Linked DNA regions of Homo sapiens: region 2 is linked to region 1. Evidence: chromatin loops called from intact Hi-C (ENCODE). Cell type or tissue: Panc1. All regions are shown on one strand. Links, peaks and the distances in the headings refer to the core of each region. The heading gives the core; the rest is flanking DNA. Region 1 overlaps SLC6A18 (solute carrier family 6 member 18). Region 2 overlaps LOC124900189.

What was found. Peaks named below come from ENCODE experiments on the same cell type or tissue, not always from the same donor. Only the 100,000 strongest peaks of a DNase experiment are listed, where the experiment ranks them.
Region 2: it touches region 1 in a loop (2.4-fold over the local background); 9 of 110 quality-filtered maps call a loop at or near these places.

Annotation. Positions count from the first base shown.
Region 1 is chr5:1,239,592-1,254,443 of GRCh38, reverse strand. It overlaps SLC6A18 (solute carrier family 6 member 18), which reads right to left. Exons shown (of 12, transcript NM_182632.3): 7 at 13,785-13,913; 8 at 11,581-11,737; 9 at 10,685-10,889; 10 at 10,071-10,230; 11 at 9,677-9,836; 12 at 8,255-8,596. The coding sequence ends at 8,366. TERT (telomerase reverse transcriptase) reads left to right here. Exons shown (of 16, transcript NM_198253.3): 15 at 1-76; 16 at 613-1,277. The coding sequence ends at 716. Among named protein-coding and RNA genes, the nearest start is that of SLC6A18, 22 kb to the right of the region's middle. RefSeq lists a promoter at 1,458-2,116. In Panc1, for the core only: no CTCF peak of the experiment used is centred there; no DNase peak of the experiment used is centred there.
Region 2 is chr5:1,158,887-1,173,738 of GRCh38, reverse strand. It overlaps LOC124900189, which reads left to right. Exons shown (of 8, transcript XM_047417960.1): 8 at 261-643. TERLR1 (TERT regulating lncRNA 1) reads left to right here. Exons shown (of 5, transcript NR_109911.1): 5 at 261-643. Among named protein-coding and RNA genes, the nearest start is that of TERLR1, 12 kb to the left of the region's middle. RefSeq lists a cis regulatory region at 3,820 and enhancers at 3,736-3,905, 5,142-5,661, 5,662-6,183. In Panc1, for the core only: CTCF peaks have their summits at 5,456 (motif pointing left) and 5,866 (motif pointing right); DNase peaks (open chromatin) are centred at 5,428 and 5,918; H3K4me3 peaks cover 610 bases; H3K27ac peaks cover 453 bases.

The sequences.
Region 1 (14,852 bases), core at 8,174-10,673:
TGCCACCAAGCATTCCTGCTCAAGCTGACTCGACACCGTGTCACCTACGTGCCACTCCTGGGGTCACTCAGGACAGGCAAGTGTGGGTGGAGGCCAGTGCGGGCCCCACCTGCCCAGGGGTCATCCTTGAACGCCCTGTGTGGGGCGAGCAGCCTCAGATGCTGCTGAAGTGCAGACGCCCCCGGGCCTGACCCTGGGGGCCTGGAGCCACGCTGGCAGCCCTATGTGATTAAACGCTGGTGTCCCCAGGCCACGGAGCCTGGCAGGGTCCACAACTTCTTGAACCCCTGCTTCCCATCTCAGGGGCGATGGCTCCCCACGCTTGGGAGCCTTCTGACCCCTGACCTGTGTCCTCTCACAGCCTCTTCCCTGGCTGCTGCCCTGAGCTCCTGGGGTCCTGAGCAAGTTCTCTCCCCGCCCCGCCGCTCCAGCGTCACTGGGCTGCCTGTCTGCTCGCCCCGGTGGAGGGGTGTCTGTCCCTTCACTGAGGTTCCCACCAGCCAGGGCCACGAGGTGCAGGCCCTGCCTGCCCGGCCACCCACACGTCCTAGGAGGGTTGGAGGATGCCACCTCTGGCCTCTTCTGGAACGGAGTCTGATTTTGGCCCCGCAGCCCAGACGCAGCTGAGTCGGAAGCTCCCGGGGACGACGCTGACTGCCCTGGAGGCCGCAGCCAACCCGGCACTGCCCTCAGACTTCAAGACCATCCTGGACTGATGGCCACCCGCCCACAGCCAGGCCGAGAGCAGACACCAGCAGCCCTGTCACGCCGGGCTCTACGTCCCAGGGAGGGAGGGGCGGCCCACACCCAGGCCCGCACCGCTGGGAGTCTGAGGCCTGAGTGAGTGTTTGGCCGAGGCCTGCATGTCCGGCTGAAGGCTGAGTGTCCGGCTGAGGCCTGAGCGAGTGTCCAGCCAAGGGCTGAGTGTCCAGCACACCTGCCGTCTTCACTTCCCCACAGGCTGGCGCTCGGCTCCACCCCAGGGCCAGCTTTTCCTCACCAGGAGCCCGGCTTCCACTCCCCACATAGGAATAGTCCATCCCCAGATTCGCCATTGTTCACCCCTCGCCCTGCCCTCCTTTGCCTTCCACCCCCACCATCCAGGTGGAGACCCTGAGAAGGACCCTGGGAGCTCTGGGAATTTGGAGTGACCAAAGGTGTGCCCTGTACACAGGCGAGGACCCTGCACCTGGATGGGGGTCCCTGTGGGTCAAATTGGGGGGAGGTGCTGTGGGAGTAAAATACTGAATATATGAGTTTTTCAGTTTTGAAAAAAATCTCATGTTTGAATCCTAATGTGCACTGCATAGACACCACTGTATGCAATTACAGAAGCCTGTGAGTGAACGGGGTGGTGGTCAGTGCGGGCCCATGGCCTGGCTGTGCATTTACGGAAGTCTATGAGTGAATGGGGTTGTGGTCAGTGCGGGCCCATGGCCTGGCTGGGCCTGGGAGGTTTCTGATGCTGTGAGGCAGGAGGGGAAGGAGGGTAGGGGATAGACAGTGGGAGCCCCCACCCTGGAAGACATAACAGTAAGTCCAGGCCCGAAGGGCAGCAGGGATGCTGGGGGCCCAGCTTGGGCGGCGGGGATGATGGAGGGCCTGGCCAGGGTGGCAGGGATGATGGGGGCCCCAGCTGGGGTGGCAGGGGTGATGGGGGGGGCTGGTCTGGGTGGCGGGGAAGATGGGGAAGCCTGGCTGGGCCCCCTCCTCCCCTGCCTCCCACCTGCAGCCGTGGATCCGGATGTGCTTCCCTGGTGCACATCCTCTGGGCCATCAGCTTTCATGGAGGTGGGGGGCAGGGGCATGACACCATCCTGTATAAAATCCAGGATTCCTCCTCCTGAACGCCCCAACTCAGGTTGAAAGTCACATTCCGCCTCTGGCCATTCTCTTAAGAGTAGACCAGGATTCTGATCTCTGAAGGGTGGGTAGGGTGGGGCAGTGGAGGGTGTGGACACAGGAGGCTTCAGGGTGGGGCTGGTGATGCTCTCTCATCCTCTTATCATCTCCCAGTCTCATCTCTCATCCTCTTATCATCTCCCAGTCTCATCTGTCTTCCTCTTATCTCCCAGTCTCATCTGTCATCCTCTTACCATCTCCCAGTCTCATCTCTTATCCTCTTATCTCCTAGTCTCATCCAGACTTACCTCCCAGGGCGGGTGCCAGGCTCGCAGTGGAGCTGGACATACGTCCTTCCTCAGGCAGAAGGAACTGGAAGGATTGCAGAGAACAGGAGGGGCGGCTCAGAGGGACGCAGTCTTGGGGTGAAGAAACAGCCCCTCCTCAGAAGTTGGCTTGGGCCACACGAAACCGAGGGCCCTGCGTGAGTGGCTCCAGAGCCTTCCAGCAGGTCCCTGGTGGGGCCTTATGGTATGGCCGGGTCCTACTGAGTGCACCTTGGACAGGGCTTCTGGTTTGAGTGCAGCCCGGACGTGCCTGGTGTCGGGGTGGGGGCTTATGGCCACTGGATATGGCGTCATTTATTGCTGCTGCTTCAGAGAATGTCTGAGTGACCGAGCCTAATGTGTTTATGGTGGGCCCAAGTCCACAGACTGTGTCGTAAATGCACTCTGGTGCCTGGAGCCCCCGTATAGGAGCTGTGAGGAAGGAGGGGCTCTTGGCAGCCGGCCTGGGGGCGCCTTTGCCCTGCAAACTGGAAGGGAGCGGCCCCGGGCGCCGTGGGCGGACGACCTCAGTGGGAGGTTGGACAGAACAGGGCGGGGACTCCCAGGAGCAGAGGCCGCTGCTCAGGCACACCTGGGTTTGAATCACAGACCAACAGGTCAGGCCATTGTTCAGCTATCCATCTTCTACAAAGCTCCAGATTCCTGTTTCTCCGGGTGTTTTTTGTTGAAATTTTACTCAGGATTACTTATATTTTTTGCTAAAGTATTAGACCCTTAAAAAAGGTATTTGCTTTGATATGGCTTAACTCACTAAGCACCTACTTTATTTGTCTGTTTTTATTTATTATTATTATTATTATTAGAGATGGTGTCTACTCTGTCACCCAGGTTGTTAGTGCAGTGGCACAGTCATGGCTCGCTGTAGCCGCAAACCCCCAGGCTCAAGTGATCCTCCGGCCTCAGCTTCCCAGAGTGCTGGGATTACAGGTGTGAGCCACTGCCCTTGCCTGGCACTTTTAAAAACCACTATGTAAGGTCAGGTCCAGTGGCTTCCACACCTGTCATCCCAGTAGTTTGGGAAGCCGAGGCAGAAGGATTGTCTGAGGCCAGGAGTTTGAGACCAGCATGGGTAACATAGGGAGACCCCATCTCTACAAAAAATGCAAAAAGTTATCCGGGCGTGGGGTCCAGCATCTGTAGTCCCAGCTGCTCGGGAGGCTGAGTGGGAGGATCGCTTGAGCCCGGGAGGTCATGGCTGCAGTGAGCTGTGATTGTACCATCGCACTCCAGCCTGGGCAACAGAGTGAGACCCTGTCTCAAAAAAAAAAAAAAAAAAAGAAGGAGAAGGAGAAGAGAAGAAGAAGGAAGAAGGAAAGAGAAGAAGAAGGAAGAAGGAAGAAAGAAGGAGAAGGAGGCCTGCTAGGTGCTAGGTAGACTGTCAAATCTCAGAGCAAAATGAAAATAACAAAGTTTTAAAGGGAAAGAAAAACCCCAGCTCTTTGGACTTCCTTAGGCCTGAACTTCATCTCAAGCAGCTTCCTTCCACAGACAAGCGTGTATGGAGCGAGTGAGTTCAAAGCAGAAAGGGAGGAGAAGCAGGCAAGGGTGGAGGCTGTGGGTGACACCAGCCAGGACCCCTGAAAGGGAGTGGTTGTTTTCCTGCCTCAGCCCCACGCTCCTGCCGGTCCTGCACCTGCTGTAACCGTCGATGTTGGTGCCAGGTGCCCACCTGGGAAGGATGCTGTGCAGGGGGCTTGCCAAACTTTGGTGGGTTTCAGAAGCCCCAGGCACTTGTGGCAGGCACAATTACAGCCCCTCCCCAAAGATGCCCACGTCCTTCTCCTGGAACCTGTGAATGTGTCACCCGCAAGGCAGAGGCTGGTGGAGGCTGCAGGTGGAATCACGGCTGCCAGTCAGCCGATCTTAAGGTCATCCTGGATTATCTGGTGGGCCTGATATGGCCACAAGGGTCCCTAGAAGTGAGAGAGGGAGGCAGGGGAGAGTCAGAGAGGGGACGTGAGAAGGACCACTGGCCACTGCTGGCTTTGAGATGGAGGAGGGGGTCCCCAGCCAAGGAATGGGGGCAGCCGCTCCATGCTGGAAAAGCAAGCAATCCTCCCCGGTCCTGAGGGCACACGGCCCTGCCCACGCCTCGATTTCAGGCCAGTGGGACCTGTTTCAGCTTTCCGGCCTCCAGAGCTGTAAGATGATGCGTTTGTGTTCAGCCACTAAGCTGCAGTGATTCGTCACAGCAGCAAATGGAATAGCAGTACAGGGAAATGAATACAGGGACAGTTCTCAGAGTGACTCTCAGCCCACCCCTGGGGATCCTGTGGGACAGCTCAGGTGGAGTTGCTGCCGAGAGGGAGAAAGGAACAGAGACAGTGGGGCTGCCAGCCTCCCTGCGTGCTGGTCACCTGGGGTCATGATGAAATGTGTGTGCTGGGGCAGCAGGGCTCCTGTGCCCATCCAGCTCCAATGGCCGAGGCCGCTGGCGGAGTCCTCACACTGACGGGCAAGGGATGGAGCCTCTTCACCCTGGATCCAGCTTTGACCAGGGCCCCCGGCGAGTGCAGGTCACCCAGGTTTGTGGAGCCTGGTGTTGGGCACTCCGCTGTGGCCTGCAGGAGGGTCGGACAGGTCTCCAAGGTGCCATCTGGATGCACAGGTTCCATGGTCCCATTTCTGCGGCCCCAGAGAGCGAGCATCACGACAGGCCTGGGCCTCACCTCAGCCTCATGCAGGCATGAAAGAACCGAGTCTTGCCGGAGGGGGCCTGGCTGGCTTTCTCCTCTGACACAGCACGAAGCCCCGGGCTCGCCACCTGGAGTGGTAAGTCCCCAGCCCCCAGTGTGGACGGGAGACTCATGCTCCCTGGCCGTGGCAGCGGGGTCCTCTCTGTCAGGTCCAGGCCCACCCTTGCTGGAAGGGGCTGCTTCCCTTGGAGCTGGGTGGGTGAGTCCTGGGGCAGCTCCAGTGCTGACTGCGCCCTCCATGACCTCCCGCCTCACTTCTCCTTCTGCACTTATGTCCTTCACGCATTCTCCCCTGGTTCTTGGTGACCTCAGACTCTCCCCTGAGGATGAGCCCCATCAGGCTTTTGAAAACTGGGCCCTGAACCTCGTTTTCCCATCAAGTGCTCCCTGACTCCTCTGTGCCTGGCAAAGCAGCCTTGGGGTCACCCTCTGCCAGGAACCCGCTCACGGGACAGCCTGTCCTCATGTGACCACCATGGTCATGGGAGCTGTGTCCATCTCTGGGGCCGGCTGGCCTCATTTGCAGCCGGCTTTATTTCCAGTTCAACACGGTGGCCCCTGGAAGGGGAGAGCCCCTGTGGAGCTACAGATCCTCTATTCCAGCCACTTCTGGTCAGGTGATAGGAGCATTTTGTTCCTGTCCCGACACTGGCCAGTCTGAGACACCCGCCCCTGGAATGTTTTTCCCAAGGGTGAGGGACAAGTTGAAGGTGTTGAGCATGGGGCGTGGCCACGCAGGGTCAGTCCCTCCAGTTCTGCTCTCGCCGCCTGGCCCTTGTCTCCCCCTCCCTCGATGGTGCACGGGTACCTCCACAGCCCATGAGGCCTCAGCCCCTGTCCCTGAACAACCTTGGCAATGTGATGGGACAGACCACCTCTGCCTCCCTTTGTGGCGTCCGTCTGTCCACCTGTCATCACCTATTGGGCCACCTCTGTCCCTCCTCCTTTCTACCCACTTTTATCCATGGCTGCATCAGGCACATGGGTGGTGTGGCATTTTCTGGAGGGCTGAGCGTCCACTGTGTCCTCTGTCCCAGCCCCCCACCCCTTCCCTTTTCGTCAGCTGGACAAGGACTCTGAAGCTTCAGGGTGGGGCTATAGATGCTGCTTCTAGCTCCCCCCATACAGAGTGTTGGGCAGAGCCCCAGCCCTCGTTAGGATGTGCTACACCCAAAAGTCTGATCCAGGGTGGGAGCAGGGGGCACCTGCTCACATCCTAGTTATTTTCTAAGTATGGTATTGACGCAAAATGTAACCTCGGATAAGTCTGAGTGGCTTGTCAGCACCCCTGCTGCCAACAGCTGCCTGTTTTTCTCGTCCGGGTCAACGACAGGACTTGCAGGCCCTATGGTGAGTTGGGGAAGGTGTCCCAAGAGCTGCCTTTGGGGACACACGCCCTTGGCAGTGTTTGCTTCTGAGCAGGTTACTCTACCTTTTGCGTCTGTGAGTTGGTGACACCATGGAACGCAGCTGTTGCTTTGGCTTCTGGAGGCTTTCCTTTGGGGAACCACCCCTCCCTCCACTCCACCCTCCAGGCTCTGTGAGTGGGTGACACCATGGAACGCAGCTGTTGCTTTGGCTGCTGGAGGCTTTCCTTTGGGGAAGCACCCCTCCCTCCACCCCACCCTCCAGGCTCTGCAATCACTTTTCCCTGCAATTTCGTGTCTAGACTCTGAAGGGGGAGCATCTCACCCAGATCATGAACCAAAAGGATTTTGGAATGGTCACAGAGACGCCCTACTTAAAAAAGCTGAACAGTGTGGGGAGAGAGTCCCATGGATCCTGTGAACTCCTGGGTCCAGTAGGGCCTGAAGCCCACCCTGAACTTGGCCAGTTCTGAGAGCTGGTGAAGGCCATTTGGTTTGAGTTTGTTTGTGTCAGTTACAATGGAAGAGGCTGGCTATTAGGCCCAAGGCATGGAGTTGTGGCAAGATTGTGAGGCTGAACTGGGGGATGCCAGACTGTCCTCTGCAGCAGCCTTATCTCACAGTGGACTGACTCGCTTTGTGACATGTTCATCCTCAAGTCCCCCTGCCTTACCACCGGTGTGGGGGGCATCACAACTGCAGGACGGAGGGACGAAGTGCAGCACCCCTCTGCTGTGGGCTTGGGACACGCTTAGGTGGGCAGCTTCCCCTGCCGTGGGCTCGGGACACTCTTAGGTGGGCAGCTTCCCCTGCCGTGGGCTCAGGACACGCTTAGGTGGGCAGCTCCCCCCCTGCCGTGGGCTCGGGACACGCTTAGGTGGGCAGCTTCCCCTGCCGTGGGCTCAGGACACGTTTAGGTGGGCAGCTTCCCCCACTGTGGGCTCAGGATGCGCTTGGGTGGGGTGCACTGGCGTTAACTGCATGTTTAGCACTCAGCTTATCTGCAGGTGGGTAGCGGTGCACGTGCTTTTGTTTACTCTGGGCTGGCCTTGGTCAAGGACGGGTTCCCAACAAGAATGCGTGTAATGGACGCTTGGCACCGCGGCCGCGCCTTGATGCTGGGATTTTTCAGCACCACGGACAGTGCTGCCTGGCCAGGCGCCCTTTTCCAAAGCGGGAGCAGGTGCCTTGGGTCTTCACAGGGCCCCTCCCGGCGGCAGGAAGCCAGGACCTGCGGGGCCTCCCTCCGTGTGGCGAGTCAGAGACCTGATCCCTGGCTCCGTGGTGCTGTTGCAGGGGAAGGAGGAGAGGGAAAAGGATGGGGAGGAAAGAGGGAGGAGGAGGGCGGAGGGAACAGAGGGAGAGGGAGGAGGGAAGCACGCGCGTGGCGCCTGGAGCCGGGGTACTCTGGAGCAGGGCGGGCTGGACGGGGGCTGCACAGTGCGCTTGGCGCCCGGGGCGCGGGTGACTGCCCCACGTGAGCGAGCTCCTGCCTGTCGCCCCTCTGCCCCGGGACAGCAGGAGCCTTTTGGTACCTCCTTAATACAGTTTGACAGTTTGGGAAAATAAAAGTGGCAACCTACAGTGTTTCTCAGAAATTTCAGGAAGGGTCAGCCAGACCGCAGACTCCAGACCCCAGGCCCCCGCTCCCAGGCGGGAGGAAGCATCTGTCCTGGGTACCCCTGCCGCCTGCGAGCTGTAGGGGGACAGCCCGCCTGGGACCTGGAGCCGGGGTGCAGGCGGCCCCCTGAGCCACCCGGGCGGCCGCTCTTCCCCAGAGACCAGCCAGGCTAGGTTCAGAGTCTGTGAGACCGGGAGCCCCGCACCTGCGAAGATCCCTGAGCCAGCCCGGCCAAGCGCAGGGACCTCAGCCGCTGCAGGACGCCCAGGCCGCGGGCTCAGCAGGGATGCCGGGGCCCTGCGAGACCTCCCTAGGGGCGGGCCCCAAGCAGCAGCGCTGCCCGGGCGTCAGGAAAGCAGTAACCACACGTACACAGCGGCATCAAGGTTGAGTCGCTGGTGTATTGGGGTCGGCCCTGTGGGCGGGGCCCCGCCCACCATCAGGCCAAGCCCCCCCACAGACCCGCCCATGCAGGCCCCGCTCCGGCCGGCTTCAGCGCATGTCCGTGTCCGGGCGCATGTCCGTGTCTGGGCGCGTGTCCGTGTCCGGGCGCATGTCCGTGTCTGGGCGCGCGTCCCTGTCCCTCCACGTCCGCCTCCGCCGGGTGAGCAGCTGAGCAAGCGCGGCCACCGGGACCCACAGCACGGGCAGCAAGGACAGCAGCACACAGGCGGCGCGCGCCCAGCCCGGGTAGAGCTTCTCCTGACGCGAGGGGAACAGCTCCTGCGGGACCACAGCCTCATTAGCTGGCGCCGGCCACCCTGGGCCGTGAGGCTGACCCCCGTGCTCCTCAATCCAAGGGGCAAGAGCCACCTGCCCACCCGGACTTGGATGGGAATGGAAAAGGCACGGCCAGAGCAGTGGCCAGGCCGTGTGGCCGCTCACCACCGCCCCTCCGGGCCAGGAGTTTGGGGACCTGGGCTGAGCTTCTCCTGGGGCTGGGGCCTCCCCGAGGTAGGCCTAGGTGTTGTGTTCTGGAACCAGAGGGGCTACATGGCCTCAACCCATTGGGCGTCGTTGGAGGCCGTGTCCCCAGCTTTCTCCCCTATACACTGGGTGGCACCACCCACCCGGCTGCAGGTACCGTGGAAATTCTTCAAAAATACATGGTCACTCCTCCTTCACCTGCCCTTGGTGTTCTGCTACGGAGGGACTTTCCAAGACACATTTGGAGAGGAGTGGCGTCCACATTCCCGAGAAGGGGTGGCATGGTGAGGTTTTGAGCGGCCACCAGTGGGGACTCAGATGGTATGTCAGGGGCTGGCGCTGCTTGGAGCCCCTGAGGCGTTTTCGGAGTGTGGCTGGCACTCTGATCTCTCCTCGGGAGGCTTTTGTGTGGAAACGGCCTCCAGCCAAACTGACCCACTGGGTGGCAGTAGGGGTCTGTGCACAACCTCTCTTGTCACAGACCAGGAATGGGCCGTTGTCCGGCTGCCCGTCCCCATGCCACATGGGCAGGACACAGGCAGGGAGGATGAAGCCACATCCCCAAGGAGGAGCTCCAGGGCCCTGTGGGGTCCCTGGGCTCTGGGCACTGCTCAGGTCCTCACTCCACTGACCAGGCGCTTGCCCATGGTCACCCCCATGCCATTTCTGATCCCAGCGGGCACTCGGGCGCTGCACAAAGCCCATCCTGTTCACATCCCTGGCTTCCCAGTTTGCCAGGCAGAAGTGACCACGCCACCTTGTCACTAGCACGTGAATGTGCACCGCATGGGTCGTCGGGCACCGGATGGCACCGTAGGGGCCAGACCAAGCCCGAGGGGTCCCAGGACTTCCCAGGTTCCCACCGGAAGGACCTACGTATTTGGGGTTCCAGGCCTTGTATCTCAGTGGCTTCCAGAACAGGAGGATGATGTAAGCCACAAAGATGGTCAGCAGCAGGGGACTGACCACCCTCCAGGTCAGCCGCCAGTAGGGGCTGGGCCGCCTCCCGGTCATCCACGCAATGTCATCGCAGAACCTGCACCAGATGCTGGGCTCAGGCTTCACATGGTCTGTGGAAGGTCCACCCACTCCAAGCCGAGGATCGGACCCTAACTGGGGTCCAACCTGCACCCTCTGGTGCCTCGGCAGCTCCCCAGGGCAGAACATTCTCGGCGGTCTGGGCAGCTGCGGGTTGAACCTGTGCCCGGCAGCCATTCCCTGTCCCACCCTGGTGGGTCCCAGAGGAGCACTCGGCGGGGCGGCAGCTCACCGTTTCATTCCATAAACATAAACGACACCCACAACCTCGAGAAAGGCCAACATGAGCAGGTTCGGGGAAGCGGCAAAATTGTCGAAAATCTCCAGCCAGTAGTTCCCAGACTGCAGCGTGAAGCAGGTGGCGGAGAGGAAGCAGACCAGGCAGACCAGCCCTGGGGCAGTGGGAAAGGGGTGTGGGGGGTAAGGGGATGGGGAGTGGAGGTGTGGGGAGGGTCAGGAGGAAGCCAGCCAGGCAGACCTGCCCTCGGACAGCGGGGAGGGCCAGGGCACCTGGGCTGGAGACTTCTCTCGGCTTCCCACCCTCCATCCCTGCCCTCCCCAGTCTCTTTCCTGTATTGTGCTCAAGGAGCAGGAAGGACCTGCTTTCCTGCTCCAGATGGGGGATGTGGCCTCCGGGGCCGTGGGGGAGGGGCAGCCCTGACCCTCCCTCGACCCTCGGCTCTCCGTTGATGGCTGTCAGCAAGGAGTAGCCTGGCTCAGCCTTTCCCTGAACTCAGGCTTGGCCCCTTGCGCTCTCCATCCAGGAGGGGCGTCTGGACAGCGGGCGGGAGTGGACAGTCAGATGCTGGGGACGGGTCCTCCAGGGCGGCGGAGCTGTGCGCTCACCAGTCAGGGCCTCCTTGGGGACCCATCTAGGCAGGACCCCCACGTCCAGCAGGGGTGTGATGACCGCCTCCACGGTCCCGAACATGGTCGATAGCCCCAAGGTGAACAGCATCCCGAAGAAGAGCATGGCCCACACAGGAGCCCCCGGCATGTGGAGGTCGGTCTCCGTGAAGACGACGAAGGCCAGGCCCGGGCCCGAGGCACTCTGCAATACACGGAGCCCCGGGCTTCAGGCCACGCACACACACACTCCACCACACACACACGCCTGCCTGCAGGACACACACTCTCCCAGGCCGAGGACACGAGTGCACATCACCCCTCCTGGTGTCGGGCTGAGGTGGCTCAGGGCTGGCCATGCCTTCTGGGAGACGAGGCTGCAAGCGCAACTCTGCAGGGGAGGGTCCTTCCCCTTTAATAACCCACAGCAGGCAGCTGGGCCTAGAAACCAGCGCCTTTTATGCCTAGAGTCAGGCACCCTGAGATGCATCCCACACCTGCCTCCTGGCTGTGCCCCCCTGCCTGGTGCCCCTAGGTCCAGGCATACACTGGCCCTGAGTGTGGCTTGACCCCAGCCATGCCCTGGCACTGTGACCCTCATGCTGGCCACCCCCTCTCCTGGGGTCTGGGCACCAGCAATGCCCACTCTCTCGGGTCAGCCCAACCCCCAAGACTGCTGGGTGCAGCGTCTGCTGGACACAGCTGCCCCCAGGACTTCGGGCTTTCCAGGAGGCCTGGCAACCTGAGACAAAGATAGACTGGGGTTCTTGGTTCACAGGCCCTGGCCCTGGGTCTGTGGGAATTGTTTGCAGCCTTTGGCAGTGGGACACAGCCAGTGCGGCCCTGGTGCTCCTGTGGACGGCCCTGCCTGGCTACCCCAGGGGGTGTGCAGGTACCTTATCCAGAAAGTCTTCCAGGAGGCAGGCCTTCAGGGGGAGCTGGGCCACCCTCTTGGGCCAGGTGGCGTTCAGGTGCATGAGGACGGCTGGGTAGTCGTCCCTGGAGATGCTCTGCTCTGGGAAGTCAAAGTCGTTGATGAGGCTGAGGATGTTTCTGCGGGGACAGAGAGGACTGTGGGCTCATGGCCCTGGTTCCCAAACACATCCAGAGAAACCCTTGGTTGGTGCTGCGAAGCACAGCATCCCTGGGAGGGCTGGGCCCCTCCTGCCCCTGTTGGGATCGTGTGGGCCCCTCCTGCCCCTGTTGGGATCGTGTGGACGCCTCCTGCCCCTGTTGGGATCGTGTGGACGCCTCCTGCCCCTGTTGGGATCGTGTGGACGCCTCCTGCCCCTGTTGGGATCGTGTGGACGCCTCCTGCCCCTGTTGGGATCGTGTGGACGCCTCCTGCCCCTGTTGGGATCGTGTGGACGCCTCCTGCCCCTGTTGGGATCGTGTGGACGCCTCCTGCCCCTGTTGGGATCGTGTGGACGTCTGTGCTGTGACAGGGCGGCACTGGTAGGGGCATGGTTTACTCCATGCACACTGCCGGGTGAGGGGAGAAGCTGTTCTCTACCCCCCTGGGTTTGGAAGGGGAGCACTCCCCCATGGGTGCAAAGGGGGTGGGGGTGGTGGCAGCTTCCTCACTTCGAAGGTGGGTCCTGATTCGCCCTGTGGGGCCGCCCTGCAGACAAGGACCTGGGCTTCTGAAGGTTTGCTGGGAGGACTTCAGCCCACCCGCCCACCCTTCTGTCTCCACTGCCAAAGGCTCCTTCTGTCCTCAGGGCTTAAGGTTCAAGCACAGACAGCCAAGGGCGGGACACATGGATACCAGCAAACACCTTTTTGGGGCTCCAGCTATTCCTAGAACAATCCTGAAGAGAGAGACCTCGCTCCCCTCACTTCTAGCCCCATGTGGCACACGAGGCCAGCTTGGGCTGCACGGCGCAGGGCGTTGTGCGCACGGCTGGTCCTTATCCGCCTGCTCATTGAGATGTGCTTGTAACCCCGTCAATATTTGCGCACTTTTACAGTTACTTGCGACATTCAGAGTGAGCAGAAATCAGAGTTGCCCGCCATGCACGTCCCCGGCTGGGGCTGAACAAAGCCCAGCTCTGCCTTCTTGACCCGGCTCATCCTGTAAATCCTATAAATCACCGTCCTCCCTGACCCGGCTCATCCTGTAAAACACTGTCCCTTCTGTGGCCTGTGAGTGCCATGTTTTCCACTTTTGTGTGCGTTTTCTTGGTGACGTCCCCGTTGAAAAGTGCCATCAGGTGCAGTGCTGACGTGCTGCCCTGCTCCCAAGCACAGGAGGCTGGGGTTGGAACACTCAGGGCTGGTCACTCTCTGGGTGGGGCCGTCCTGGACACTGTAGGGTGCTGCGAGGTATCCTCGGCCTCCACCCACTGGATGCCAGGCACACCCCTCACACAAGTGTGGCCAATCAAAAATGTCTCCATATACTGCCAGATGTACCCTGGTGGGGTCAGAGTCACCCCATGTTGCAGGGACGTGCTGTCTGCCCAGTGGGTTCTCAAGGACCCACCTGAAGGTAGTTCACAAGCAAGTTGGGTGCTCTAAGAGGGCCGTGGGTCTGACGAGGCAGCTGCCTGTGCAGGGGACAACCTAACTGCATCAGGTCCTGGGACCACCGCAGCAAACGACCAGCAATGGTGCCTCAAAACCACGGGAAATCATCCTCTCCCGTTCCGGAGTACTGTGACATCTGAAATCCCAGTGTGGCCAGGCCGCGCCCCTCCTGAGCCTGCACGGGAGACTCCTCCCGCCTCTTCCAGCTTCTGCACCTTCAGGCATCCCTGGGCTGTGGCCACAAGCGCTGCGACCTCTGCCTGTCTTCACGTGGCCTCCTCCTCTGTGTCTGTCTCCTCTTCTTATAAGGACTGTGGTTATTGGATTTAGGGCCTACCCTACTCCAGAGAGACCGATCCTACTTAATTACATCTGCAAAGACCCTTTTCCAACCAGGTCACATTCTGAAGTTTTGGGTGGAAGTGACCTTCTGGGGACACCATTCACTCCACACCCCTACAGAAATGAAATGTGCCCACGCCACCCTTCCTCATGCCTTGGGATTCTCGGTGCGGCAGGCACCTGTCTGGCGGCTGTGCCCCACAGAGCCAGGCGCGGCACCTGTGCTCACCTGTCCAGGCAGTGCTCGTAGTCATTAGTTGCTTTGAACCCCAGGACAGAGAAGACAGCGATGGACGCGTACAGGGAGGTCATCCTGTTGACCAGGGCGATGACCACCGCATCCTTCTGGCAGTCATTCCTGGGCACAAACGCACGCTCATCACAGGCTTTGCAGGAGGTAACTGGGCCTCATCCAGGGGAGGAAGTGAGGAGGGGGCTTCCCTCCTTGACCCTCTCTCCCGCCTGGGATGCCCCTTCTCTGACCCAAGGGCTGCTGCTGCCAGTCCTGGAGTCTCAGAATGGCCTCAGATCCCCCCAACAGTCTACTCCAGCAGCCCCAGCTCAAGGCTGCTAAGGGTCTGAAACCCATTCACACCCCCACCAAGGCCTTTAGGCCCACAGGGAGCTGAGAGGCAGGGCATTCATAGAGGATCTGAAATGTACATGTTTTGGAAAATCATCTCCAAAGGAGAAACGCACACAAGTGCAGCTCCAGTGTGAGTTCAAGGAAGTAAGGTGTCGATCACAAACATTTAAAGCTTCCCTGGCGTCCCAGCTGGCACTTCCTTCCCTAAAGGCCGCCAGCGGGCAGAGCTGCCCAGGGACCAACCTGCCTCTCCCATCTCATGCAAACTGCCTGCCTCCGAAGGGGGCAGAAATACTGGCAGCCACGGGAAATAAGGCTTGTTTCAGGTTCATCACAGTGCACTGGGCTATGCACTTTATGATCCGTGGAATTGCACTTTGTAGGGATCTGTGCATATTAAGATATCATAAAAGCAGCACCTGCTCATGTCGGCACCAACGGGCCTTGAGTCTATTTCAGGTGACCATTGAGGCTTTTATGGCCCCACGTGTCATGTGCATTTTGATTGGTATCGTGCCCAGTTACACCCTGGTTCCTGGGTGTGATTATCCAGGCTGTCTTCCTGCAGCCAGCTCCGGACGTGCTGGGAGCTGCCGTGAGGGCCCAGACTGTGGCGTGAGGTTCTTATCTCAGGTTCACACAAGGCCACCCTTGGATCCACAGTGTGATCCTGAGATCAGGAAGTGCTCGGGCGTCTCCCCAAAGCTTCCC
Region 2 (14,852 bases), core at 4,370-6,869, 77 kb after region 1:
CGGTGGAAGATGATGTGGATATGCTTTCCCAGAGGTGCCTGCGGCCAGGGCCTGTGGAGCCTCCCTACCCTCTGTCCACACCAAGTCCACTGAGCAGCGATCAGCTGGCCTGGTCCTTGGTCAGGCCAGATGCAGGCCCCTTCACCATGGTGGGCACTCTCTGCCCACCAGGCACAGGAGCTCCCAGGGTCTCTGCAGTGCGGACCCTGACGACCATCCACCCCACACGGCCGTTTCTTTCTTTCTTTTATTTTTTTGAGATGGAGTCTCGCTCTGTCGACCAGGCTGGAGTGCAATGGTGCGATCTCGGCTCACTGCAATCTCTGCCTCCCGGTGAGAGGTGAAGCCAGCTGGACTTCCTGGGTCTAGTGGGGACTTGGAGAACTTTTCTGTCTAGCTAAAGATTTGTAAATGCACCAATCAGTGCTGTGTCTAGCTAAAGTTTGTAAACGTACCAATCAGCACTCTGTAAAAATGGGCCAATCAGCACTCTGTAAAATGGACCAATCAGCACTCTGTAAAATGGACCAGTCAGCAGGATGTGGGCGGGGTCAAATAAAGGAATAAAAAGCTGGTAGCCGAGCCGGCAGTGGCAAACCGTTTGGGTCCTTCTCGGTACCCTGGTGGCTTTGTTGTTTTGCTCTTTGCAATAGATCTTGTTGCCGCTTGCTCTTTGGGGCCTCACTGCCTTTATGAGCTATAACACTCCCCGCAGAGGTCTGCAGCTTCATTCTTGAAGCCAGCGAGACCACGAACCCACTGGGAGGAACCAACAACTCCAAACGCGCCACCTGTAAGAGCTGTAACACTCCCTGTGAAGGTCTGTGGCTTCACTCCTGAAGTCAGCGAGACCAGGAACCCACCGGAAGGAACTCCGGACACAAAGAACTGCAACACTCACCCGAGGGTCTGTGGCTTCATTCTTGAAGTCAGTGAGATTAAGAACCCACCGGAAGGAACCAGTTCCGGACGTGCCGAGTTCAAGCAATTGTCCTGCCTCAGTCTCCGGAGTAACTGGGATTACAGGTGCACGCTGCCATGCCCAGCTAATTTGTATTTTAGTAGAGTCGAGGTTTCACCGCGTTGCCCAGGCTGGTCTCGAATTCCTGAGCTTGGGCAACCCACTCACCTCGGCCTCCCAAAGTGCTAGGATTACAGGCGTGAGCCACCAGGCCGGGCCCGTATGGTGGTTTCTACTCCGGACTGACTCTCCCGGGTCTTGGTCACTCTGCAGAATCCTGGACCGGAAGGGGGCCTCGGCCAGGGGAGGGCTTGCGAGGAGCCCCGGACCTACTGGCCATTATAGGGTGACGGGAAGTTCCTTGCATCCCGGGATCCCATGGCACTTGGTCAGGGAAGCCTCCCCAGAGAGGCCCAACTCCCCAGATCCAGGTGGGGAATCAGGGTACCAGCCAGGCAGTGTTCCCACCCCAGCCATGCTGCTGGCTTCCGTCCCTGTGGTGGGGTCACCCAGGTGGCTCATGCCTCCACGCACAGCCTTGTGGACACCCCCACACCGCCCATAGTCAAGTCAGAGCTCACGAGCCCACAGGGCAGATACCCGCCACGAGGGGACGGTGGGCCAGGAGGGTCCTCTGTGGGCAGCGCCGTGTTCCTGATCTCCCCAGGCTGCTGGGGGATGGGGTGGGGCAGAGGAGGCCACCTTCCCATTTCCCACTTTGCTGGGTCTCCCTCTTTGCTGGACAGTGCTGGGGCAGGTTACACACCCATGACAGTGTGAGGACTGAGGGTGCGCGTCCTGGAGCCTTCAGGGCTTGGGTGGAGGGGGCAGCTTGTCCCCCTGAGGCCTGGGCCAGAGATCCCATTCTGAATGCGGAGAGCCAAGATTCTACCTGGATCCTGGCCTTGTGGGTCACTGTGACGGCCCAGAGCTGACTTTATGTGACAGTTTGTCCTGAGATTTAAAACTGAATATTTAGACTCGTGGGATCTGGGCATCCACTTCAACCAAGGATGGGGACAGGCAGCAGGGTGGAGGGTGGACGATGCAGGAAGATGCTGTAGGACCAAGAACAAGGGGGCTGTGAGGCAAAGGAGCAGCACGAGGAGCCGTGTGTGCCCACTGCCACTTGCAGCCTCATTTCTCAACCCGACTGTGATGACTGCCGCTTGCTGGAAAGATGCTCTGAAGACACAATGAACTGACAATGCGTCACCCCGACTCCTGCCTGAGCCACTCCATTCCTTAAAGACGGTACGTGACTCACGTCCTTGCTGTGTCCTGCACGAGATAAGGTCTGGCAGGGTTGGTAATTATGCCTCTGGGATCTGTAACCAGACATTCTCTGTAACCATTCTGTATAATCTGGACGTTCTCTGTAATCCAGATGTTCTGTGTAAACTGAAGTTCTCTGTAATTGGACTTTCTCTATAACCAGTTGTCCTCTGTAACCTTCTCTATAATCCAGATGTTCTTTGCAACCAGATATTCTCTCTAACCAGACATTCTGTATAATCCAGACATTCTCTGTAACCAGATGTTTTCTATAATCCAGATTTTTTTTTTTTTTTGAGACAGTTGCACTCTTTTTGCCCAGGCTGGAGTGCAATGGTGAGATCTTGGCTCCCTGCAACCTCCACCTCCCAGGTTCAAGCGATTCTCCTGCTTCAACCTCCCTAGTAGCTGAGATTACAGGCATGCACCACCATGCTTAGCTAATTTTGTATTTTTAGTAGAGACGGGGTTTCTTCATGTTGGTCAGACTGCTCTCAAACTCCTGACCTCAGGTGATCCGCCCACCTCGGCCTCCCAAAGTGCTGGGATGACAGACGTGAGCCACCGCACCCGGCCCTGGATGTTCTTTTTAATCCAGATATTCTCTGTAATCCAGACGTTCTCTACAACCAGACATTCTCTGTAATCGGACATTCAGTACAATCCAGGCTTTCTCCGTAACCAGACGTTCTCTATAATCCAGACGTTCTCTGTAACCCACACGCAGCTCCGTGTGACTCTGCTCTTCCGTGACTTCTGCGTCTATAATCCAGACGTTCTCTGTAACCCACGTGCAGCTCCGTGTGACCCTGCTCTTCCGTGACTTCTGCGTCTATAATCCAGACGTTCTCTGTAACCCACTGCAGCTCCGTGTGACTCTGCTCTTCCGTGACTTCTGCGTCTATAATCCAGACGTTCTCTGTAACCCACTGCAGCTCCGTGTGACTCTGCTCTTCCGTGACTTCTGCATCTATAATCCAGACGTTCTCTGTAACCCACTGCAGCTCCGTGTGACTCTGCTCTTCCGTGACTTCTGCGTCTATAATCCAGACGTTCTCTGTAACCCACTGCAGCTCCGTGTGACTCTGCTCTTCCGTGACTTCTGCGTCTATAATCCAGACGTTCTCTGTAACCCACTGCAGCTCCGTGTGACTCTGCTCTTCCGTGACTTCTGCGTCTATAATCCAGACGTTCTCTGTAACCCACTGCAGCTCCGTGTGACTCTGCTCTTCCGTGACTTCTGTGCACATTTCGAGCTGCATCACCAGAGCTGTGCCAGGAGCTGGGACTGTTCCGCAGCAGCCTGACCATGTGCCTCTGAAAGACCCCTCCCGGGCTGCAGTGCTCAGAAAAACTTCCAAATAAGATGAACTTCCCTTATTTAAAAGCTTGACTCCTTTTTTAGTGGACAGGGCTATGAGCTGAGGGACACGAGACGTCCAGGACAGGAGGGCCGGCCTTGTCTCAGGCCCTGCTCCCTCACCAAAGGCTCTGTGCTCTGTTCTCCTTCTGAGCCAGCTGTCCTGAAACGGAGGCCCTTTTGTGACCCGACTTGGTCTGTTGGCGGGGGACAGACACCAAGGCCATGTCTCACACCGGTCATGGCCAGCCCCCGGCCCTCCTTCCCTCCTCCCCTCCTTCCCTGCTGTAGCCTTTAGGGTTCAGACCCTGGCTGTCCTGTCCTCATTGGGGCTGATGCCCTGCCATGCCCCCCAGGAGCCCCCGTGCTCGGCAGGCTTGGGCTGGGAGGCGCAGTCTCCAGTCTCCAGCAGACACCACCTTACCCAGGTACATGGCACTTTCCTCATTAGGGTGACATTTTCCTCATCAGTGAGGCTCTCGCCTCCTGAGTTGCACCACCCCTGCGCCAGCGTGGTTGGTCTCCAGAGTCATACATGAGCATGGCGGGCTTGCCTCCAGGAACCAGAGGGTCCTCTGGGGGTTGGGGCACAAGGGGCCGCCCTGACCTCCCCAGACCCTAATGCGATTCCCACAGCTCTCGTCCACGAAGCACCAGGCCTCGGCCACGTTTCTAATCTCGTGATCCCTCCTGGAAATCCCAGACATGACAGATCCCAACGGGGTGATGCTTGCATCACTGAACCAACCCCAGGACACCGGAGAGCTGGCCGTGTGGGGAACCCGTGGATCCACCTGGGCCCTGGAGCTGGGGATGTTGGTAGTGTGCGGGGAGGCGGCAAGGCAAGACGGGCAGGAGGAGGCAGCTCTGTCCAGGGCCCAGGCGTCCCTCACGCCGTTTCCAGGCACCCGCAGACTTCAGGAGTCTTAGTCATCGTTGGGTGTTTGGGGCTCTCTAGTCCCAGTAGGTGCTGGGACTCTCAAACCTCACAGCTACCACCCTGGTGCTATCGTTACGGACGATCGCACTTTTGAGAAAATTGGGCACCGTTGCCAGAGCAGCAGTTAGGCCTCAAGCCAACTAGGCTCCAGAGCGCCTGCCGCCAACCATCATACCACAGGGCACGGTCTCGGATATTAAACGTCTGGTTGGATACAAATCAAGACCACAATTTCTCATTGCACTGGGAGCTTCGCCACGCACCATCTCTGGGCTGACGCAACAGCCTAAGGCCCTGGGTCCCTAGAAATAGATCCTGTGTGTTGTAAGTGGGCCGGCCTGGTGGTCAGGGCTGCACACGGGGCCTCTGGGCGGTGGCTGGGGGGTGGTCATTTCAGGAAGTTGTGCGGTGGGGTCCTGTGATGGGGCGTGTGTTGGGATCTTTATGACCTTGAGAATCATGGTTTTTGAGGGAGACCAAGGCCTCTGTGTCAGGGCCAGCCTGATGGGGGTTGGGGCAACTGAGCTCAACACCAACAAGCAGAAACAGGCAAGTTATCTCTTGCTCTATGCCTCAGTTTACTCATCTGTCCATCGTAGTAACACTTGTGTTTTTAAGGATTCTGCCAAAATAGCATCATGTATATGAAATGCTTGCAGGTTCCTAGAATGGACAGTGCTGAGCAGAGATGGCTGTTGTTCTATTTCAGCAACCGAATGCCAAAAATACGGAGGAGGCAGTGCGGCATGGAGGCGGATCTGCCTTACGAAATGGGCAGGGGCCCCACGCGTGGGAAAGGGCACAGGCATTTGGAAGAGTGTGGCACTTTTTCAGGAAATGCAACATCCTTCTACTCTGTGACCCAGCGGCTCCCCCTGGTGTTTACCAGAGAGAAATGGACGCAGACATCTGCCCACATGCAGGCACAGGAAGGTTCGTGGCCGCTGTGTTTCAATATTGTAATTGCGCCAAACTGGAGATGACACAGAGTCCAGGCTCAGGAGCGTGACTGGCAGCTGTGGCACATCTGTGCCATGGAGTGCTGCTCAGCACCAGGGGCAGGGGCTGTGGACGGAGCTGTGGACGCAATGTCAGGAGCACGGTGGGCGAGGAGACGGGAAGCCGGGGGCCCTGTCCTGTGGGGTTCTGGAGCAGGCAAAGCATGCCTGGGACAGAGATGGCCAGGCCAATATTACCCCTGGGCGAGGGCCAACAGCAAGGCCAGGACCGAGCTTTCTGGGGTGGTGTTGATGCAGGTGGACGCAGCTGTCTACACGGAGTCCACCTCCCCCACTGCCAGCATCTGTCCCGGAGGGCTCGGCTCACTGGCAGTTTGTCCGCAAGGTGGTGCTCAGTCACCATGCACAGGACATTTTTGACCGAAAGTTCTGTTTTTGCCATAAGTTGCACCCTGACCACACCTGCTTCTTCTGAAAGCACCTGGTACCCAGATGTGCCCATCCCCAGCTGCATTTCCTGAGTACGAAACTTGCAGGAATTTGTAGCAGGGAGGATGGGACTAAGATTATGTGTGTGTGGAGTGGGCAGGAGCTACCAAGAGCCCTGAAACCACTCAGGGTTTTGCTTGGCCATAAAGAGCCACGGAGCCTTCTAGGTTGAGGGAGGCCTTTGTGGAGAAAGGAAGCACCTGGATCAAGAAGGTTATTTCAGTGCTTGTCATCATCACCTTCTGGACCGTAAGTGGCAGGCACACATGTTGAAAATAACAACAGAAGACAGAGGCTACTTTGACTCAGATGTCTGGGCAGGCAGGGCTGGCCAGGAAGCTGGAGGCAGGACTGACCACGGCCTCTCTCTGCAAATCTGTGTCATTTATTTCCTGACGCTGGTAGCCTGGGGGTCCCTCTGCCTGAACACCTTCTGGCTCTTCTTTTTTTTTTTTTTTTTTTGAGACGGAGTCTCGCTCTGTCGCCCAGGCTGGAGTGCAGTGGCGCGATCTCAGCTCACTGCAAGCTCCGCCTCCCGGGTTCACGCCATTCTCCTGCCTCAGCCTCCCGAGTAGCTGGGACTACAGGCGCCCGCTACCACGCCCGGCTAATTTTTTGTATTTTTAGTAGAGACGGGGTTTCACCTTGTTAGCCAGGATGGTCTCGATCTCCTGACCTCGTGATCCGCCCGCCTCGGCCTCCCAAAGTGCTGGGATTACAGGCGTGAGCCACCGCGCCCGGCCCTGGCTCTTCTTAACTGCTCTGAACCCCTGGCATCAACCTGATGGGCAGGTGCTTCCCCCATGCTTCTTCTCCCTGCACTGCCCACCCCACGACTGACCTTCCCTGGGTTCCCTACACACCCCTTCAGTGCCTCTCACTTCCCTCCTGATGGCAGACGTCTCAGGACTGCTACCTTGGGAGGTTTCCCTTTGTGTCCCCAGCCACATAAGGTATCTCATTCTCTGCACATCCCCGTACCATGAATGGATGGATTGGTGGATGGGTAGATGGATGAATGGGTGGATGGATGAATAGATGGATAGGTGGGTAGATGGATGGGTGGATGGATGAGTAGATAGGTGGGTGGTTGGGTGGGTGGATGGATGGATGGATGGATGGATGGATAGATGGGTGGGTAGGTGGATAGATTTCTATCTGAAGAGTGGGTGGATGGATGGATGGATGGATGGACAGATGAGTGGGTGGATGGATGGATTTATGGGTGAATGGAATGATGGATAGATGGATGGATGGATAGATGGGTGGGTGGGTGGATAGGTGGATGGATGGATGGATGAATGGTGGGTGGATGGATGGATGGATGAATGGATGGATAGGTGGGTGAGTGGATGGGCAGATGGATGGATGGGTGGATGGATGGATGGATGGATAGATGGGTGGGTAAGTGGATAGATAGAAGGGTGGGTGAAAGGATGGGTGGGTGGGTGGATGGATGAATGGATAGATGAGTGGGTGGGTGAGTAGGTGGATAGATGGATGGATGGGTAGATGAGTGGGTGCAAGGATGGATAGATGGTTAGGTGGATGGATGGATGGATGGATAGATGGGTGGGTTGGTGGGTAGATAAAAGGGTGGGTGAAAGGATGGGTGGATGGAAGGATGGATGTATGATTGGATGGATGGATGGATGGATGGATGGATGGACAGATGAGTGGGTGGGTGAGTGGGTGGATGGATGGATGGATGGATGGACAGATGGGTGGGTGAGTGGGTGGATGGATGGATGGATAGATGGGTGGGTGGATGGATGGATGGATGGATGGATGGGGAGATGGGTGGGTGGATTACTGGATGGATGGGTTCATGAGTGAATGAAAGAATGAGTGAATGAATGAGTAGGTGATTTGTTCCTCAGGCCCTGGAGCTGGATCTACCCTACTGTCCCTGAGTGGCCTGTGTCCCATGCACCAGTCTCTGTGAACTATGCTCCACACAGAGGCAGGAGCCTGACTCCTGAGAGATATGGGTGTAACCTCTCAGGGCGTTACTCACTGGGACCACCCAGGAGCTCCTTGCAAAGGTAAAGGCTCCTGGTCTCCCAGTAGGCGCAGCCTCAGTCTCCAGGATGTGGCCTGGGGCCAGCATTTTTCCAGCTCTGGGCGGGGCCCTTTACATCCACCTCTACGCGCCCCCTTAGAAGGGGCTGGTCTTTCCACTCAGCTCTTTGTGTCCTTAGAGGCCAAAACACCTCCTTGCACCCTAGGGGGATGACCCTGCTCTGGTGCGCCAGGGCCCTTATTTTGTGTCCCGATAAGAGAGGGCTGAACCTGGTTTTTCTTCATCAGAAGGATGGTGCGGCCAGCCTGGGAGGAGGGGCTGCCTGGGTGGAGGCTTCTGCATGGCTGTTCAAAGTGCGGCTGTGCTGGCTGCCCAGTGCCTCCTGTCTCAAGGCACAACTCTCAGGTGGACGGAGGACAGAGGCCCTGGAAACCATGGGCCCGGCTTGTCCCCACCCTGGTGCTACAGCTTCAACTCATGGACAAGAGCTCCTGCCAGTCCCCGGGCCCGCAGAGTCTCAGCTTCCTTCCTCCTTGCTCAGTGTCTGCGCTTGTGTCTGGAAAGGGCGTGAAGCAGAGGTTGTGACATTGGCCCCAGACACTCCCTCCGAGAGCCCTGTGCCCTCCCTGACCTTCATGGGCCTCTCGTCTGGGAGACACAATGTTATCTGATTGAGGAGGACTCCCCACTCCGCATCACTGCCCTCCTCCCACAGAGACACAGGGTGTCCTGCAGGGAGAAAAAGGGCCCAGCCGACTGGCTCTGCACGAAAAGTACCCTCTGGAGACGGATTTATCCGTGTGCTGGCTGTTCATGCAGCTAGAACATGTGGTCTCTGAGGCCAGCACGGGGAGCGCAAGGGACACGGGGAGCTCAAGGGACACGGGGCCACACTCCCCCCAGCGCTGGTGGCTTCATTTCAGCAAATTAGGAGCAAAAGCTTCTCAGTCAATCAGGGTGGGCCCCTGGAGGAGGTGGTGGGGTCACAAAGGTGGAGCAGCTGGCTGTGTGTGTCGGTATTTCTGTGTGTGTGTCGGTGTGTGTGTCTCCATATCTGTGTGTCTGTGTATGTCTGTGTGTATCTGTGTCTATTTCTGTGTGTATCTGTGTGTGTCTCCATATTTGTGTGTCTCCATCTGTGTCTCTGTGTATCTGCATGTCTGTGTGTATTTCTGTGTATATCTCTGTGTGTGTTTATCTGTGTGCATCTGTGTCTATGTTTGTGTGTGCACAGATCCACACTGTGAGATGAGAGTCCAGGGTGCTATGTGTCTGGTCCTGGTGGCCCAAGGGGGGCACCTGATGTCCCTGTGGATGTGACTTCCCCGGGCCTGAGTCTGTCCCCCAGTCTTTCGGACTCCCATGACCCTCAAGTGAGCCCACACCATCCTTCCCACCCACTGCCGCTTACCAGGCTGAATCCTTGGTGGGCCACAGCCCCCACCACCCGCGTGCAGCAGTGCCCAGGCCACTCACGAGGGAGACAGAGCTCACGGGCATCTGCAACCCCCTGCACTTGAGGGTCACAGGCTCCTCCTTGGGAGGCACCTCAGCGGGGCTTGGGCCAGCGTACCCCGAGCGCCTCTCGCTGGAACAGGCTGAGGCAGCCTAGAAACCCAACCTCGATGGGGAGCCCGGGGCCCACAGGGCCGCAGGATCAGGTCGCAGTGCTGGGCCAGGCCATGGGTCAGATCGCCAAGTTTCCATGTTTGCAAGTTTCAAGTGGGGCAGGTCTCACCGTGGGGAGGGGCCCGTGGGCAAGGACTGGCCCAGTGACCTTTTGGCATCAGGCAGGGCTGCAGGCCAGGAAGGCAGGCCAGGCCCACCATGGGGGTTTCTGAGCACCCTGACCCTGGGGGTACCCCAAGACTGATCTTTCAGCCCAAATCCAGGAGACCCATCTGGGATGTCACCCCTGACCCCACAGCACTGGGCACAGCTGCTCAATGAGCCAAGGTAAGAACCAGGACCATGTGCCCCTGATTGGCTACTGGAACTGGGCCGTGGACCCCACGACTGTGGTTCAGTGTCCCCATACCCCTGCCACGGCCCAGGGGAGACCACCACCCTGACCAGACCACCTTGCCTGCTCCACAGAAAAACGCGTCCAGAAATGTTACGGTTCCCTCAACCCTCAGCCCGTGACCGGCCCCCACACCTGGCTAGCCAGACCCTTGTATCGCACCTAAACTGAGCGCTGCAGGGGCCGGCCCTGGAGATGGCTCAGACCTCTGCCCCCAGGAAGTCCCCAAGGGGCAGGAGCACAGCCACCCTCCCAGTGGGGAGCCCCAGAGCTTACTGCAGAGCACAGGAGTGGGAATGGGAGGTTATAGAGACACTCTGAGGCCACCGAGAGCCCCTCCAGCACTCAAGGCCTTCCTGGCGCCCAGCCCAGCACCAAGCTGACAGCTCCAGCCGCTCACCGGCTTGCTGGGCCTAAATTCCCCTCCTCTTCTTCCTAGCAAGGTGACCGACGGCTGTGGCCCTTGGTTTGCTCCTCTATAAAATGGGGACAGCCATGGCCTCTCCCCCAGTGCTGCCATGGGAAGAAAAGAAGTTCTTACAATAAGCCCTTAGCTGCCTCCTGACAGGTGGCAAACACACCCCTTGTGCTGAGCTCATTGTTAAAGAAAGAAAGAAACAGATATCAAAAAGAAAAGAGTCTAGTGACAGGAGGGAATGTTTCGGAGGGAAGAAAAATCATTGAATCCGGCCAGTCAAAAGCCAAGTTTCTTCCTCAAGAAAAGCAGAAGTTGCCTTCGTTGGCATCCTCACTAGGCTGGGGCAGGCGCCAGCTCTCAGCCCCTGTCCCTGAACAGAACCTGCTGCCAGGTGGAGGCTGCACCCAAAAGCCAGGCCCCTGAACGTCTGGATGTTACGTTTCCGCTCTGTTCAGAGTCCCCTAGAGCCCAAATTCTACCCTAGGCCCAACCCTGTGCACATCACCCACCCTTTGCACGTCACCCACCCTGCAAAATCCCAAGGGCAGCCGCACCTTAGACACGGATTCCTTAGTCTGAGAGAGGACACACCCACCCCCCACCCCCAGGGCCTCGAAGGGCATCCTCAGATGCAGGAGGCACATGACAAATGCAGGGGTGACTAGGGGAGGGTGGCTTGGTTTCTGCTGCCCGGGAGCTTCCTCTCATCCTGTTCCAGTGGGTGGCCGCGTGGCCAGTGCTGGGTCAGCTGCCTGTCCCGTCACGGGACCCCTCGGGGTCACGGTGGCCTCAGGAGGACTGGCCGTAGGAACATGGCGAGGACACATCCTCGGGCCACGGGCAGCTGGCTTTGCTGACGTGGGGTGGGCGGCTGGCCGGCCACCAACCAGTGAGTGGGCAGGGGTCTCGGCCAGAGTGAGCGCTGGAATGGGGCTGGAGGAAGGTTCTAGAAGCAGAGAGGGTACTGGAAGAAAATGAACTCTGCTTTGGGTCATCTGCAGACCCCGGGAAGCTCCTGCTGTGGCCTTGCGTGCACAGAAAGCTGGGAGCCCCTGTGTCCGCACGGTGAGGGCGCCCCAGCTGGATGCACCTTCTGGAGCAGTGGGGATGCAGGATCCTCCCCCTCGGCTTCTGTTGTGACTTGCTCCCTGGCTGCTGTCCAGTAGCCGGGCACATGTCCAGCACCCTCCGTCGCTGGGCACTGCACATCCCAGCCACAGCCTCACCCCAACCCCTCCCGTAGCTCCTCCCTCGGCTGGGGGCCAGCAACACAAGGCCGGGCTGCCCAGCTTAGCCTGAACGTGACCTCCGTGGACGGGCAACGGCTGGGGCCCTGGAGCAGCTCCTACTCCTATAGGTCTGCCGCAGGTCCCCCACTGGCCTGGCCCTGGTGAGGGTGATCCCAGACCTGGCTGAGGGTCGGCAGATGCCCGGCCCTGCGGCGGCCGCCCCCAGCAAGGGGCTGTGCCCTGTAGCTGCGCCTTTCCTTAGGTAGCGCTGTCTCCACGGCACCCTCAACCCTGGGCCTTTGTCTCCAGGAAACGCCACTGAGCTAGCTGCTCACAAAGGGCAAATCGTGGACCAACAGACCACGCGGGAGTAGAGAGCTGAATGGGACACTTTATTTCAGCAGGCGAAGTAGCACCTTTGCAAACAAGCTGCAGAGCACCAAGGGGGAGTTTCAGGAAGCGCCTGGGCTGGAGGACACAGTGGGTGTGCACCTGGCAGCTGGAGTTACAAAGCGAGCCTGTTGTCTCTCCCACCACAGAACCTGCCCAGAGGGAGGGCCCAGCCCACAGAACCAGGGAGCAGTCTCACGCCCAGCACCGTGGGCCATGGAACAGGCTGCGGGGAGGGAGCTGGGCCACCTTCGCCTGGTCCTGGAAGTCAGGAACAAGAGCAGCATTCACAGAGGACAGGGTGTGCAGAGAATTCCCCTGCGCTGAGTCATCTCAACCTTGAGCCCGTCCTGGGGCGGAGGCACCATTGTTCTCCCAACTTCGGATGTGAGGAGGCTGAGGCCCTGGGAGGATTTACCTCGGCAAGGGGGTGCAGGACAAGTGCATCAGTCTGCTGTTGGGTCAGTAACACTGCGTAACAAGTCGAGCTGCAGTTACTTATCCCTGCTCACTGTCAGGGCCAGCTGGTCTAGGCTTATCGGCCCTTCTGGGCCGTGCTCTGGGCTGAGACCTCTCTCCAGGTCTCTCACCCTCCAGGGGCCGGCAGCCTTACCTGGGATGTGTTTCTTTTCTTTTCTTCTTTTTTTTTTGAGACGGAGTCTCGCTCTGTCACCCAGGCTGGAGTGCAGTGGCGCAATCTCGGCTCACTGCAAGCTCTGCCTCCTGGGTTCACGCCATTCTCCTGGCTCAGCCTCCTGAGTAGCTGGGACTACAGGTGCCCGCCACCACGCCCGGCTAATTTTTTGTATTTTTGGTAGAGGCGGGGTTTCACTGTTTTAGCCAGGATGGTCTCGATCTCCTGACCTTGTGATCCGCCCGCCTCGGCCTCCCAAAGTGCTGGGATTACAGGCGTGAGCCATCGCGCCTGGCCCCTGGGGTGTGTTTCTTACAGTGACAGCAGAGGCCAAGCCCAGCCTGCTTGAAATCCATTATTGATCCACTGTTGATCCAGAGCAGAGCATGCTTGTGTCCTCGGAGGGGTGGAGGGGGAAGAGAGCAGGTGTTTGCTGAACAATAATCCAAGTACCCCCCATGATCTCGAGGCAGAGGGAATGGAACCCAGCCCCCAGCAGCAGTGTCGCTGTGGCGCTGTGGTGGCACCCTGCCTGCTCTCCCACCACCCTTCAGCAGCTCCTCTCCAAAGTCTGCCCCTCCAGGACCCCGTCACGGGGTAGGGGGAGGAGGCGTCCCATCGTCCAACGTACAGTTCAGTAAATGGTGGGGAGAAAGGGTTAACATCCTCTCTCCTGCCCCTTGCCTCCACCCATCTCTGTCTCTCTCTCTCTCTCTCCCTTCCTGTCTCTCTCTGTCTCTCCCTCCCTCTCTCTGTCTCTGTCTTTCTGTCTCTATCACTCATCCTGTGTCTTCTCTCTGTCTGTTTTTCTCCCTCCCTCTCTCTGTCCCTCCCTCTCTCTGTCTCCATCTTTCTCTGTCTCTATCACTCTCCCTGTCTCTCTCCCTCCCTCTCTGTGTCTCTCTCTCCCTCTCTTTCTCTGTCTCTGTCTCTGCTCCCCACTGCACTTCCATCACTCCTCACTCCCAAAGGCTCTCCCGTTCCCTGGTCACCTACCTTGTTGAGGCTCCCCCAGGAGGGCCTCCAGGTCTGTGGTGAGACCCCAGGGATCTGACAGCAGGTGGGAGTGAAGTCATGGGAGCCCAGGTGCGGGTGACCCCTGGAGGTGACCCCTGAGTCCCTCTGACCTGGCTGCAGAATGAAGGCGGAGGTGCCTGCATGGGGCCAGACCACCCTCCTGGCCCTTGCAGTCAGTCCCCCACAGAACTTGCAGGAAAAGTGGCGAGTCTTACTGTTTGCAGATCAGACCTCAATTTTGCAAACTGACAACTGAAAAAATTAGGGGCTATAAGTAGGTTGTTAGTCAAAGAGATTAAAGTTGTCATTACAAACAGTGGAAAACAATGACACCAAGAGGCCAAGGCTGTTTTCAGGGGAAACTGTATAAGCTTCACTGTTTTCTCCATTTAGCAAGATAAACAAAAAGCATGAAGGAGTACTCAGATCAAGATGGGAGGAAAAACCGTCTTGAAACAAGAAAGTGATAGAAGCAGAATTTAAGACCTGGAGAGGAGGATAAAGCAGGAACAGCGGTTAGCCTGTGCTCAGCCTCCTGATGTCTGCAGCCATCTCCCCACTGAGGGACGCGCGTGGCCGGTGCACCTCTCCCCTGTCCTCAGCCACTCGGCGTCCACAGCCCTTGTCCTTCTTCCCATCCACTGCTCAACGTGGAGAACTTACGGGAGCCAGGCGGCATTTTTCTGTCTTTAGCATTTCATAAAAGAACCTGGATTCTTACAACCTTTCTCTCCTGCGGAGGCGTCAGACGATCAGAGCCCGTTGGGCCTCCTGTGTCTCCAGTCCTGTCTTCGGGAGGCATTCACCACAGTCCTCCCGGGACACATGCAGCCACTGTCCACGGGAGGCCAAGGTGGGCAGTGGCCGCAGTGAGCCCCATCGTTCAGGCTGACTCAGCATGGCTAGAGGCTTCTAAGGGGCTCCAGGGCCTCCCAAATTTCTGGCAGCCTCAAACCCAGGGACAGGGTGGGCAGAGGGTGTGGCTGAATGGCAGATATTGGGGCATTTGGAAATGAAAGCTGGGGACAGGCTGCCTTTGGGGCAGGAGTCCGGAGGAGCTCTCACTTGAGGAGCCTGAACAGGGGAGGCGGAAGGCCGGGAGGTGAGAGGATCTGAGTTGTGGGACCTCCTTCC